Regions from separate parts of the Homo sapiens genome. Here region 2 is linked to region 1. The links are chromatin contacts, found by Hi-C or POLR2A ChIA-PET in ENCODE. All regions are on one chromosome and are shown on one strand. The core of a region is the stretch at or near the end of the contact, and the rest is flanking DNA. Distances in the headings are between cores, read along the strand shown.

Evidence for each region. A loop is a pair of places that touch in the nucleus more often than their neighbours do. ChIA-PET counts read pairs that join two places held with the same protein, here RNA polymerase II (POLR2A). Pooled maps may share reads with other maps.
Region 2: a loop to region 1 is called in a pooled map, with 2.7 times the contacts of the local background. The contact joins the enhancer-like site here to the promoter of ZNF670 in region 1. A Hi-C loop is called at or near these places in 2 of 37 single-sample maps with no recorded cell type and 5 of 50 pooled maps. POLR2A ChIA-PET finds 5 or more read pairs at or near these places in 3 of 52 experiments (H1, activated naive CD4-positive, alpha-beta T cell and naive thymus-derived CD8-positive, alpha-beta T cell).

The regions. Positions count from the first base shown.
Region 1 is chr1:247,073,196-247,080,599 of GRCh38, reverse strand. It overlaps ZNF670 (zinc finger protein 670), which reads left to right and starts at 1,789. Exons shown (of 4, transcript NM_033213.5): 1 at 1,789-2,006. The coding sequence starts at 2,004. It overlaps ZNF670-ZNF695 (ZNF670-ZNF695 readthrough (NMD candidate)), which reads left to right and starts at 1,789. Exons shown (of 7, transcript NR_037894.2): 1 at 1,789-2,006. RefSeq lists silencers at 1,755-1,824, 1,613-1,926.
Region 2 is chr1:246,957,273-246,964,676 of GRCh38, reverse strand. All of the region lies in intron 6 of ZNF670-ZNF695 (ZNF670-ZNF695 readthrough (NMD candidate)), which reads left to right. It also overlaps a transcript of ZNF695 not described here. Among named protein-coding and RNA genes, the nearest start is that of AHCTF1, 29 kb to the right of the region's middle. RefSeq lists enhancers at 2,095-2,144, 2,195-2,354. Within about 2 kb of position 4,561, at least 2 of the 41 ENCODE cell types and tissues checked have a DNase peak (open chromatin) inside an H3K27ac peak, as active enhancers do.

The DNA.
Region 1 (7,404 bases), core at 540-3,039:
ACAATTTGGCCGGGCGCGGTGGCTCACGCCTGTAATCCCAGCACTTTCGGAGGCCGAGGTGGGTGGATCACCTGAGGTCAGGAGTTCCAGACCAGCCTGGCCAATATGGTGAAAGCCTGTCTCTAGTAAAAATACAAAAATTAATCAGGCGTTGTGGTGGGTGCCAGTAATCCCAGCTACTCAGGAGGCTGAGGCACGAGAATCGCTTGAATCCGGGGGGCAGAGGTTGCAGTGAGCCGAGATCATGCCACACTGCACTCCAGCCTGGGCAACAGAGTGAGACTCGGTCTCAAAAAAAAAAAAAAAAAAAAGGGATAATTTGAGCTCAAAAAATAGATACAGACTGCAGTGTATGGAATCTCATTAAATACACAAAAAATAAGGTTAGAAAAAAGTCACTCACATTTTTTTTGTTTGCTGAGGCCACGCCGTCATTGTTATGACAATTGATTAAAGGGAGAATCAAGCTTTTATTCTTCCTTTCCTAATAGGGTAGGTTTTAATGTAATGGAGAGAGTTCATGAGAAAACGCCATTTTTAATAGAAGAATGAGAACTAATACCTGTAGAGAAAATAATTAGAAAACCACTATTTGGCAACTCTCACTGAGATAAGTGAAATTAAGAAATAGTAATCAATAAATAATGAACAGTTACATGAAAGGAACAGGCAGACATTCCCGAACAACCTTAAAATAAAGTGGTAAAACCAGACACGTGTATCCAAATGTGCAGGCTGAATTGAAACATGCTGGAAGCTTAATATATAGAGTGATTTTTCATTAATAATATATCGATTGTAAGGCCGTCTGAGCAGGCTGCGCCATGGTCAAGCCATTGTGATCCCTGTGACCCACACGTGTACATCCAGAAGGTCCTGGAGCCAGAAAGTCTGGGACAACAGGAAAACCACAAAGGAAGAAAAACGGCTAGTTTCTGTCTTAGCTGATTAGCCAACCTTGCAGCATTTTACCGTTGTGACGTGCACTACCCTAACTGATCAATCAGCCTAGTGACACTGTGACCCCTCCCTCTTGTGACAATGTACTTTGTGACATTCTTCCCCCGCCGGTAATAAACGGCCCCTGACTGTAACTTTCCACTGCTTACCCCTCACCTATAAAACTAACTCCAATCCCACGACCCTCCGCTGACCCTCTTTTCGGACTCAGCCCGCTCGCACCCGAGTGAGTAAACTAGCCTTGCTGCTCACACTTAACCTGTTTGGGTAGTCTCTTCAATTAGGCGCGAGCTTAACATCGATCATATATTGAAACAATATTTTTGGATATATTTGGTTAAATAAATCATTGTAATCAATTTCACGTGTTGTTTTCTTTTCTATTGCTACTGGAACACACGCGGCTCACATTTTATTTCTATGGGGCGTTGCTACCTGAGAGGACATTGTCTTTTCAAAATTCAAGCTGCCTCTAATCCCACTAGAAGCAAGAAAAAAAAAAAAATTCAGGCTGCCTCCTCAAAAGACCAGAGGCCAGGAAGGTTGTGAAATCTGAAATTTTAGAATAATTGTCATCATAGTGTTTCCAATTGTAAATATCACAAATATTACTCATAAATGGACATAATCCTGTGTATGAGCTTGAATGGGAAAGTCCCCCGGGGGGCGCCAGGTCTCAGCACAGGGCAGAATCCATGCCTTAGAAAAGGACTGCAGGGAAAGAACCTGGCCTCACTCAGCGCCGTGTCTGATTGCATCTCCCGTCACTCAGGACTGAAGGGGCGGGGCCTAAGGCCCTGTCCAATCGGGCGCTGGGAAGGGGACTGTACTCTCAAGCGCGCCGCGAAAGGAGGGAGCAGCTTCCGGGACCTGGCGCGGCTTTTGTGTTGGGCAGCGCGAATGTGGCGAGCTCGGTGCGTCTCCGCTGCTCCTTCCCCTTATCCCTGGGAGGTCCAAGTGGTCCCGCGGCAGCTTCTGTTGCTCTGGGACCTGCAGGTCCCGGAAGGTCCTTAGGGAGGACCCCAGACACCGGAGACTGGGAAATGGTGAGTGTGCCGGCCAGGTGTCTCGGGAAGGGGAAAAGGGAACCGCCAGGAAGCGGTTGTGGCGAACCCGGACCTCCCCGCGGTGCCGACCCGAGTTTCCGCCGGCGCCTCGCGGCCTTAGTGGCACAGGATGCGGGGCTGGACCCGCAGCCAGACCCCGGGCCGCCTGGCTTGTCCCTGCCCCGCCGCTTCGGCCAGGCCCGGAACCCTTTCTGGGCAGCTCTGCCTCTGTAGACCCGCATCTCCCTCGGATCGTGCGGTGCCGACGGGAGGGTCCTCAGGGGAGAGTCCCGACTTGGGGTTCGGGGTTCCTGCGTGGGAGGAGCTGTGGTCTGTGAAGTCTCCAAATCCTCCTTTCTCCTGTTAGAAAGAAAACTGAGGCGCCGTTAAAATATTAAGGAGTTTATTTGAGCAGAGAGTCGTGAGTTAGGAAGCCACCAGCGTGGTTTGTGGTTTGGGGAAGGAAAGGGTTTTTTGTAAGGAACCCGAGGAAGCAAACCCAATTAAATAATTGATCGTGTACAGTTATGTAGTCACCCCATATAGACTGTGCAGCCAGATATCTCCTGGTTATGTAACCAGAGGTTAATTGGTGGGTTCGTGGTTGTTTAAGGCTGTTTTGTTTCCCTTTAAGTTATTAATTTACAAGACAAGCATGAGTTACGTTTTGGTTGGTTGTTTATTCATTCATGTGTGTATGTACATGTGTATGATGGAGTCTTGGACTCGGGCTCAAGCGATCCCCCCACCTCAGTCTCCCTAGTGCCTGTGTTTAATTATTTTCACATAACACTCCACATTTCTAAGTGTATGGCAACAGGATCTCACATCAACGACCCTGTTCCCACAGCCTAACTCTTCTGGGGCTTGTAGTAAAACCCTAAATTTCCAATTCTTTTCCTATATTCAAATGCAACATTATCAAGTATTTGTCTTTTATTGTACATTTCATACAGATGAAGTGTGTTATTTTTTTCAGAGTAGTGAGTCGTTCTGAAAATATTTGTTTTCACTCTTAAAATATTTCTGAACATTACACATGAGTGGAAAGCAGAAAATAATCACCTGACAGTTAATTGTAGAAAAAAAAAGTCTTTGTGCATCTCCTAATTTTATCTTTTTTGAGTGTGCACATCTTACCAGAGTATCTTTGGGGTGAAGTTCCCTTTTGGAAACTTTAGAGGGTGATATGTCCTCAGCCACCCTTATATCTTTTCTTGGTCCTCTGTTTAGCAGCCAGATCTCTTGGAGTGTCTAATGAATACCTTCTCCTGGGTCATCTCCTCACAGAGGACAGTTTAAAATATGGAAGTAGAGCCTCTCCAGGCAGCATCTGGGTGCCCTGGAGTTGAGAGACGTCTCCTAGTATACTCTTCGTTTAAAAAACAAATCCCTGGTGCATTGGGATTTTCTTCCTCCAACCCCAGTTTTCATCATTCCTTGGAGACACGTTGGTGGCAGCCAGTCAGATGCTGGTATTAAGGGAAAAATCTAGAAATGATTCCTGCGCTCTGGATTTTCTCGGACTTGGGAAAGGAGAAAAACTATCTCAAAGGACAAGGAATACCCACCCCAGTGAGGTGGTGCAAGAACCAGAAAAGCACCATCATCAGAATTATGTAAGAAGAGAGTTGGCTGGGCGTGGTGGCCCACGCCTGTAATCCCAGCATTTTGGGAGGCCAAGGGAGGCAGATCACTTGAGGTCAGGAGTTTGAGACCAGCCTTGCCAGTATGGCAAAACACTGTCTCTACTAAAAATACAAAAATTAGCCCAGTCTGGTGGTGCATGCCTGTAATCCCAGCTACTCAGGAGGCTGAGGCAGGAGAATCGCTTGAGGCCAGGAGGTGGAGGTTGCAGTGAGCTGAGATGGTGCCACTGCACTCCAGCCTGGGTGACAGAGGGAGACTCAGTTTGAAAAAGAAAAAAAAAAAAAAGAGAGTTTATTCTAAAGTATTGCAATGGGGAAAAACACCAGGTATAAGAGCTGCAAGCATGTTAAAGTTTAGGCAGAAAAGGGCTTAGAAATTCAGGCACACAGGCCAGGTGCGGTGGCTCACGCCTGTAATCCCAACACTTTGGGAGGCCGAGGCGGGCGGATCACGAGGTCAGGAGATCGAGATCATCCTGGCTAATGTGATGAAACCCCATCTCTACTAAAAATACAAAAAATTAGCCGGGCATGGTGGCGGGCGCCTGTAGTCCCAGCTACTCAGGAGGCTGAGGCAGGAGAATGGCGTGAACCTAGGAGGCAGAGCTTGCAGTGAGCTGAGATCACGCCACTGCACTCCAGCCTGGGTGACAGAGCAAGACTCCGTCCCAAAAAAAAAAAAAAAATTCAAGCACACAGTGGGGCACAGTACAGTGTCTCCTGGGAGGGTGGTCATTGAGTATTTCTGTGAGGAGAATGGGCCTGTGAGGATCTCCAAAGTGATGCAGTGACCTGACCTGACTCTTGACCCAGAGATGTCTGTGTTCTGCCAGCATGACCCCTCCCTGAGTTTATTGCCTTGAAAAGATTTATTCACTTAGTTCAGTTTCAGTTTTTCATTAACTTTAAAATATGTTTTATTCAGAGAGCTTGAAAGATTAAAAAAAAATATTTCCAAAGAGACAAGAAGGAGGTGGATTTCAAGGGGGCAAAAATCTATTCATATTCCATTTGTTAAAAATTCTTGTTAACCTTTTTCTTCCCAAGAGTGAGTGTAGTAAGTTTCTCAAGTCTGTTCTTTTTTGAAGGAGATTTCAAATGGAATTCTAGGACTTTGCTTTGGGAATGTGTATTAGTTTGTTTTCATGCTGCTGATAAAGACATACCTGAGGCTGGACAATTTATAAGAGAAAGAGATTTAAAGGACTTATATTTCCACATGGCTGGGGAAGCCTGACAATCATGCGGAAGGCAACAAGGAGCAAGTCACGTCTTACGCGGATGGCTGCAGGCAGAGAGAGAGAGAGCTTGTGCAGGGAAACTCCAGTTTTTAAAACCATCAGATCTCATGAAACGTATTCGCTATCACCAGAACAGCAGGGGAAAGACCTGCCCCCATGATTCAATTACCTCCCACCACGTTCCTGCCACATGTGGGAATTGTGGGAGTTACAATTCAAGATGAGATTTGAGTAGGGACACAGCCAAACTATATCAAAATGTTACCAGGGAAAAATATGAAAAATCTCTTTTCCATTATGGCTGCAGAAAAATGAATACATTTCCACAAGCAAGTGTTGTAGATAAATTGGTGAATTATAAATATTTATCAAAACATCAGTGCCTCCTTTTTGCAGGGTGGAGAATTTATAACAGTGGATAACCCTGTTTTTTATCCTGTTATCTGGACATTGGAGTTTAATGCTAAGTTTTATGGGATAGGACTTGGCAACTCCTGGAGATGATTTGTTATCATGGAAATAATAAATAAATGACATATTTATTATATGATAGGGATAGATACTTTGGCTTTTCCAGTTGAGGTATTAAACGTAAGTGCCTCACTCAGTTCTTCCTTGGGAGCCTCCCTTTACAGATGTCCCAGCCTGCTCACCTCAGCCATGAAAGGAGCTCTTTATATTGAGAGAAGCTACAGAGTTCTGGAAATCTGGTGTTCACAGGTGGATGTGGTTGGGCCTGGATTGAAAGGATGAGATCCCCTTTTTAAGGGTGTAATTTTCATTGTCCTGGCATTCTTTCTAGACATTATTCAATAAAGCAGGGGTCCCCAACCCCTGGGCCATGGAGCAGTACCTGTCGGTGGCCTGTTAGGATCCAGGCCATGCAGCAGGAGGTGAGCAGCAGGTGAGTGAACATTACCACCTGAGCTCCTTCTCCTGTCAGATCAGTGGTGGCTTTAGAATCTCAGAGGAGCACGAACCCTACTGTGAACTGTGCATGGGAGGGATCTAGGTTGTGTGCTCCTTATGAGAATCTAATGCCTGATGATCTGAGGTAGAACAGTGTGGTCCCAAAACTATCCCCACCATCCATGGAAAATCTGTGTTCTATGAAACTGATCCCTGATGCCAAAAAGGTGGGGAACTGCTGCAATAAAGTAAATTCAGAATTATGTAAGAAGGGAGTTTATTCTGAAGTATTGCAATGAGGAAAAACACTGGGTATAACAGTGGCAAGCATGTTAAAGGTTAGGCAGAAAAGGGCTTTCTTTCATAGGAAGGAGCAAACTAGATTAGAAAAAAGAGGAGAGGAAGAGGGCCGGATGGATTCTAGATCAGAGAACATTTCACCCTGAGGTCAGCCTGTTCACAGGAGAGGCATAAAGAGGGGTTGTATGTTGGCTCAGGCTGAGGGTATATCAGAGTTCAGGGGCCTGAGGGAAGGAGGGAAACTTAAGTAAAATTTGGTTAGCAAGTATTTTGTTCTGACCACTGAAGACAAATTTGGTCAGCTAATTAGTTAAGAGGCGAAAAAAAAATTACGCTGTCTGTTTCTGGCTTTATTGTACGTAAAGGAAGCATCATCTAAGTCATAATGAGAAGGTGTTTGTTTTCACCAAGCTGTTCCTGGAGAACACAAAGAATGTTTTTGTTGTTTGTTTTTTAACTTGCATATATTTAACAGGATTACCTACTCACCCCATCTTCCCCTGCTATGTTCCCGTGTCCTCTACAACTCTTCCATTGAGTTGTTCCTGAGTCACATCTTGTATAATACACTGGTAAACATCAGTAAATTGTTTTTGCTGAGTTCTGGGCATAGTTGTTTTTCACGTTATCAAACCTGAGGAAGGGGTGATGGGAACCTCTGACTTATGAGCAATTGGTCAGAAGGATAGATGGGCCCCTCAGGCTTGCAACTGGCATGTGCAATGTGGGCAGTGTTGTGGAACTGATCTGTGAGCTTATGGGGTATGTGTTGACTCTGAGTGGTGTTGGAATTTAATTGTTGGACAATTAGTAGGTGTTGGAGAATTGGTTGGTGTTCAGCAAAGTCCACACATTTGGTATCAGAAAAAGGACTCACAGATCAGAGCCTTCACCTGACTCTGGGAGAGTGGTCACTGGTGAGAATTGAGACCCTGGAGAAGAAAGCATTTCCTCACTGTGAGCAGGGGATAAATAGGGTGTGTGGAGCTCCCAGAATTAAATTTCCAATTGCTCAGGCTTCCTTCACTCATTCCCTAGGAATGAACCACCTTGGGCTGTATCTCCACCTTGAGAGTGGCCCCCAAGCTTGCCTTCACTCATTCCCTAGGAATGAACCACCTTGGGCTGTATCTCCACCTTGAGAGTGGCCCCCAAGCTTGGGAACCTATTTAACCTACTGAGCACAGGGTTCATCTTTATAAAATCTTGCTGGGTTATCATTCCAGTTTGGGTAAGTATTTAAGAATTTTATTCCATGATTTGAATGTGAGATTTTGATTTTCTTGGTTGAAAAATGAG
Region 2 (7,404 bases), core at 3,312-5,811, 120 kb after region 1:
CTGGTCTTGAACTCCTGACCTCAAGTGATCCACCTGCCTTGGCCTCCCAAATTGCTGGGATTATAGGCATGGGCCACTGGGCCCAGCCAGGGATTAAGTTTCAACATGAGTTTCTGAAGAGACAAACATTCAAACCATAGCAATATTTGTCTCCAGTCCTTTGGCATAGAGTTCCTAAAACCCTTTAATTTCCTGAGTAATAGGGGCGTTAGGAGAATCTTTTGTTCTGATATTTGGTCTTTGATCTTGGTTCCTGACACAGAGATCCTGATCACTTGGAATTTCCTGGGTAATAGTAGCGTCTTTTTTTCTCATGGGGCACCTCTTGGTGGGCTCCTGGATAGGGCTGGTCACCAGAAAGACCAAGCCATGATTAGAAACTTGGAACTTTCAGCTCAGCTCCCCATCCTCCATGAAGGGGAGAGGGGCGGAAACCTGAGTTAGTAATTGGTGGTGCCTATGTGATGAAGCCTCCATGAAAATCCCTGAACTGTGGGGTTTGGAGAGCTTCCGGGCTGCTGAACACGCGGAGGTGCTGGAAGGGCGATGCACCCTGGAGGGGGCGTGGAAGCCACCTGCCCCCTCCCCCATACCTGGCCCAATGCATCTCTCCCATCTGGCTGTCCATCTGTATCCTTTGTAATATCCTTCCTAATAAACAGGTGAACATAAATAAAGTGGTTTTCTGAGTTCTGTGATCCATCCTAGCAAATTATCAAATCCAAGGAGGGCACCATGGGAACTCCAGTGTACAGCCTGTCAGTCAGGAACACGGGTCACAGCCTGGGGCTTGTGACTGGCATCTAAAGTAGGGGCAGTCTTGTGGGACTAAGTCCTTAAGCTGTGCAATCTGACTCTAACTCCAGGTACATAGTGTCAGGATTGAGTTAAATTGTAGATCACCCAGCTGGTGTTGGAGAATTGGTCGGTGTGGGGAAAACTCCACACACATTTTAGCAACCGGAGAGGAAGTATTCTCTGACAAGTATGACTGTAGAAGAGAAAGCAGTTGGTTTTTCCTATTATACACAACTCCATTTAAAATCGCAATAACCCCCGCACCTGCTCTGGCACTGCCAGCCTTCTTCCCTGCCGGATTATTCTCCATAGCACTTGTCTTGTCATCTAGCGTAGAATTTACTTGTTTGTTCGCTTCATTGTTCCTCCCCTCCCACCACCATCACCACCACTGGAAGGGAAGCTCTACAAGTCAGGAAGTTTGCCTGTTTTTTATTTTTCTTTTTATTATGTTCTGTAAAATCAGAGTTTCACTCTGTTACCTAGGCTGGTCTCCAGTTCCTAGCCTCAAGTGATCCTCCTGCCTCAGCCTCCCAAAGTACTAGGATTACAGGCATGAGCCGCTGCACATGGCCAGTTTTGTCTGTTTGATTCACTGATGCCCAGCACCTAGATTAGTGGCTGGCACACAGTCACCTTTAGTAAACGTGTCATGAATAAATGAATGCAGAAGCAGTGGCAGGGGTGAGCTAGTTAGTGAAGGATGGCCACTTCCGGATGAGGGAATAGCATGGAAAAGCACTAAAGGCAGAAGGAGTGTGACATGATCGGAAATGGACATTAGATGAATATAGCTGGAATGAGGGGCATGGAGAAAGGTGGCAAGAGACAGGAGCCGGTTTGCCTGCTAAGGTGTTTGGACTTCAGCCTAAAGGCAGCGAGGAATCGTTGAAAGGTTTCAAGGCCGGGCATGGTGGCTCACACCTGTAATCCCAGCACTTTGGGAGGCCCAGATGGGCGGATCACAAGGTCAGGAGATCAAGACCATCCCGGTTATCTACTAAAAATACAAAAAAAAATTAGCCGGGCGTGGTGGCGGGTGCCTGTAGTCCCAACTACTCGGGAGGCTGAGGCAGGAGAATGGCGTGAACCTGGGAGGTGGAGCTTGCAGTGAGCTGAGATCGTGCCACTGTACTGCAGCCTGGGTGACAGAGCGAGACTCCGTCTCAAAAAAAAAAAAAAGAAAGGTTTCAAGCTGGCAGAAGGGGGTCAGAGAGGTGATGAAATCTGATGTTAGTAATTTAGAAAGATCACTCTTGCAGAAAACATCAGCTTAGAGGTGAAGAGGCCAGCCCCACGGAAGCCACTTGCTTCTCATTTTAGTAACTCTGATGATCAATGATGAGGACCTGAATTAAGTCAGTGGCCAGAGCCATTGAGAGGAAAGGGGATGGATTTGAGAGGTATTTAAGAAGTAAAATCTTTATGACGTGGTAAACAAATCGTCTGTGAGGTATGAGGCAGAGCAAGAGGCTAGGACGACCACCAGACTTCTTGCTTGGGTGGCTTGAGGGATGTGATGCCTTTCCCTGAACTCTGGTGTAAAGCAGTCGTGCTGCCTTGCTAGCCATATTCCTGTGACTGGGCCATGAGGGCCCAGTGCTGATGGGGCACAAAGCCCAAGCCATTCGTCAGTGTTCCCTACGTGTGCAAGCCCAGCTGGTGACAGGAAGTCTGACCTGAGCCCCACTAGTCAGCAGCCTCTCCTTCATTAGGAAAGACCAAGCCTAGCATATAAACATTGCTTTAATTTGTTAGCCAGGGCTTTGTGGCTTCCTGCCGCCTTGACTGCCCTATGAAGCAACCAGAGAAGGAAATTACACATGGATTTCCTTAAAGAGAAGTTCAGATTTCTCTAAGGTTATAAAGATACAGGCAGCAGTGATCGTCACCACCACCGTCTGCCATGACAACTCATATGTCTGCAAAGCACAGTGCCATTGAGGTGCCTCTCTATGCCTCTGCGTTCTTGAGATCTTTTCCCTTAACTGAATGATGAAGGGAGTGATGAAGAGGGCCCTTTGCTAAGCAGCCTGGTGAACACTGAAGTCAATGATCACAGGAGTCAGATCACCCTTACTACTAAGTTCAAGCTATCTGAACTCCCTTCCAGAATGGGAATGAGGCAGGCTGCAGGATGTGGAGCCCGAGGGCAGCACCCAAGAAAATAGTCTAAAGCATCTTTTGCCTATCTCAGGGACCAGTGGGTGACAATTGGGTCTGAAGCAAAATACTATAAGCAGAGGTAGCAAGAGGGAGTAGGTGAATTCAGTAGAGTGAATGGGAAGCATCCTGGAAAGATTCCCTGAGTGTCTTGGGAAGGAGAAGCAGAGCCTTCCTGTACGTATGAAGAGAGCTGTGAAAGCAACACTCTTAAACTCAAGCAGCTTATAGAACAATGGCCCTGCAGTTTATGGAATGGAGGTGGCAGGGAGTAGCAATAATGGGGCTTAGGATTTAAGAACAGGCACTGTGGGAGGCAGAAGATTTGCATTCATTCATTTTAAAAGACTTTATCGAGTATCTACGTGCACATGAAATAATAGGTAGCAATATAAGATTGTCACATGAACAAATAAACAGCTCATTATAGGCTGGTGCAGCTGGAGGTGGCTTTGAATGCATATATAACTTCTAATGAAGTGTTATGCCTAATTAGTGGAGTAACGTATATAATTTTTGAACTGATGATGCTAAAGATGAGAAGTTTGAGTTACATATGCATTATTTGATGTTAAGACTTATACCCCATGATTTTGAAATAGCTAAGTTTCTTGGTCATCAACTGACCCTACTATGAATTTCAATGAGTGAATCAAGTCAGGAAGCCCACCTTCATAGTGAACATGTTTTAAATGATAATTGAAATAGAAACATTTTTGAGCTCAAAAGACCTTCATAGATTCTTTACTTTTACAGCTCTCTCTACCATTCTTTGTGTTGTTTTTTGTTTTTTGTTTGTTTGTTTGAGACAGGGTCTCCACCCAGGCTGGAGTGCAGTGGCGTGATCTCAACCAGTCCAGGCTCAGGTGATCCTCCCACCTCAGACTCCCAAGTAGCTGGGACTGCAGGTGAGCACCACCATGCCCAGCTAATTTTTATATTTTTCTAGAGTTTTGCCATGTTGCCCAGGCTGCTCGCGAACTCCTGGGCTCAAGGGATCCACCGGCCTCAGCCTCCCAAAGTGCTGGGATTACAGGTGTGAGCCACCATGCCTGGCCTGTACCATTCTTTGAAGGATAGATAGCTATCTTGAACTATGGAGAAATGATCTGAATTTGTAGACAGAAATGAAGAAAAGAACTTGTCTTGCATGGCCAAGTAGGTCTTGTATAACCTTATCACTCTGAATGGAAACAAATGGTTCTCTGGGGCATATATATAGAGAGAGAACATAGGTAGTATTCTATACTGCTACACAATACCAACTGTTTTTACTTTTACATATATGACAAACAGCATTGGAGAAACTAGCAAACCACTCCAAAAGAAACCACACTCTATATAATATAAATTTTTCCCCAAACTGCAATCATATCAGCCTGCTTGAGTACAGCAAAATGCATCTAGGTTACTGGGAAATCTTAGGGTGGCAGTGTTGTTCACTCTAAATATATTAGTGTTCCAGATAAAACTGTGGTTCCCTTTTTGCTGATATGTTTACAATTTCTTTGAATAGAAAAGAGGAAGTATTACAATATGAGAAAGTTTCCTTAAATAATGACGTGGCAAAATGTGTGAAATCTGAGAGGAAAAGCAAGCAGTTAAATTATTCATGAAGCTTCTCAACTGGGTTTTTCAATGAGATTGGTTTGTTTCAAATAATACATTGTGAAATATGTAATCTAACATACTTAGAGGAAATGAAGTTCAGTGAAATTGACTGTTGCATGAAGATAGCAGCTTACCAAAATACATAACCATAGTTATGAAAACTCATACATTGCTACGGAACTAATGGATCAGAAACACTGGAGAGTTTTTGCTTCTGAGGAACAGTCCACTTTCACCGCCTATCTTCAGAACCGCCACGGAGAGGGAGAACTAAGAACATCTAGCTGTTAATTTCCTGCATCATTGGTGCAGAATGTGGCACATTGTAAGAAAAAGTGACAAGCTCAATAGTCTAGGTTCTAAAAATATGCCCATTTTGGGCCAGGCACGGTGGCTCACACCTGTAATCCCAGCACTTTGGGAGGCTGAGGCTGGTGGATCACGAGGTCAGGAGTTCGAGACCAGCCTGGCCAAGATAGTGAAACCCCCATCTCTACTAAAAATACAAAAATTAGCCGGGTATGGTGGCGCTCGCCTGTAGTCCCAGCTACTTGGGAGGCTGAGGCAGGAGAATTGCTTGAACCCAGGAGGTGGAGGTTGCAGTGAGCCGAGACTGTGCCACTGCACTCCAGCCTGGGCAACAGAGTGAGACTCTGTCTCAAAACAAAAACAAAAAAAATGCCCATTTTGGGTTCTAGAATAAGCAGATAATGTGTTTTCAACATTTAAATGCTTCTTTCAGAAAAGAGATTTTATATATATATATATATATATATATATATATATATATATATTTTTTTTTTTTTTTTTTTTTTTTTTTTTGAGACAGGGTCTCACTCTGTCATCCAGGCTGGAGTGAGTCCTGTGGTGAGATCATACCTCACTGCAGTTTCAAACTCCTGGGCTCAAGCAATCCTCCTGCCTCAGTCTCCCAAGTAGCTGGGACTACAGGTACATGCCCGGCTAATTTTTAAATTTTGTTGTAGAGACAGGGTCTTGCTATGTTGCCCAGGCTTGTCTGAAACTCCTGGCCTCAAGCAATCCCACCTTGGCCTCCCAAAGTGCTGGGATTACAGGTGTGAGCCAACGCACCTGGCCAAGACACAGTATCTGATTCGCTGACATCTGAGGAGAGTAAGGATAATTTACAGTATCTGATTCATTGACATCTGAGGAGATTAGTGATAATTTACAAGACACTTCTTCTTCCCCGTGAGTGGCACTCGCTTTCTTAAACCAATAGCAAACACACTTTTCACCTTAGAGGACTTCACTGTCCCCGCGTGTTACTATGGCTGCATAACAAATCACCCGAAAATGGGGTGGCTTAAAGTACAACAATCATGCGTTACATCGTGTATTATCTCGCACCGTTTCCATGGTTAGAAATTCACACCAGGCGTAGAATGGATGGCTGGTTTCTGACCCACATTGTCAGGGATATCAGCTGGAAGACTCAAAGGCTGGCGCCTGGACTCTGAGGGATCATTCACTCAGGATCATGACAGCAGCTGATGCTTGCTCATGGCTGGGGACTAGCTGAGGATGTCAGCCAGAATTCCTCACTAGACCTGTCTGTGGCCTGAGTCTCCTTACTATGTGATGGCTGAGTTCTAAGGGTAAGGATCCCAAGAGAGAAGGAAAAATAAATGGAGGTTTCTTCATTTTTATGACCTAGCCTTCAAAGTCACATATTTTGTGACTTTTTGCCAAACTTCAATACTGGGGCAATCATAAGACAAGTCCCGGCTGGGTGCAGTGGCTCACGCCTGTAATCCCAGCACTTTGGGAGGCCGAGGAGGGCAGATCACGAGGTCAGGAGATCAAGAACATCCTGGCTAACATGGTGAAACCCTGTCTCTACTAAAAATACAAAAAATTAGCCGGGCGTGGTGGTGTGCACCTGTAGTCCCAGGTACTCGGGAGGCTGAGGCAGGAGAATGGCGTGAACCCGGGAGGCGGAGCTTGCAGTGAGCCGAGATCGCGCCACTGCACTCCAGCCTGGGCGACAGAGCAAGACTCTGTCTCAAAAAAAAAACAAAAACAAAAACAAAACAAAACAAAACAAAAACCAAGTCCCTGCCTAGATTCAAAGAGAAGAAACATAGATCCAACGTCTCTGTGGGAGAAGTGTCAGACTCATCATAGAAAAGGCATGTAGGATGCATGTAGTAATAAATATACAGGTGCAACCATCTTTAGAAAATACAAGGCTGGGTGTGGTGGCTCACGTCTGTAGGACCAGGAGTTTGGGACCAGCCTGGGCAACATGGCAAAACCTGTCTCCACTAAAAATACAAAAAATTAGCCAGGCTTGGTGGTGTGCACCTGTAGTCCCAGCTACTGGGGAGGCTAATGTAGGAGTCACCTGAGCCCAGGAGCTCGAGGCTGCAGTGAGGTAAGATCATGCCACTGCACTCCAGCCTGGGCAAGCTGAGTGACACCCTATCTCAAAAAAAAACCCAATCTGCCACAATGTGTTTCTAGAAAGGTATTGAAGGTTTATCTCATATTGCTACATAATTTGAATTTTAAAATATTTTATTATAAATATCTGCTCACGTGGAAAATTTAGAAAAAGATGAAAAGAATAGTCCAATATAGTCCTACCACCCAAATTAACCATAATTAGAGAAGATTAAAGTTTTCTTATAGTCAGACATACGATTTTCTGCTGTGGTTTCTTCGTTGCTTGTGTTCCCCAATTCTTTTTTTTTTTTTTTAGACGGAGTTTCGCTGTGTTGCCCAGACTGGAGTGCAGGAGCCTGATCTCAGCTCACTGCAACCTCCAACTCCCTAGTTCAAGCGATTCTCCTGCCTCAGCCTCCCGAG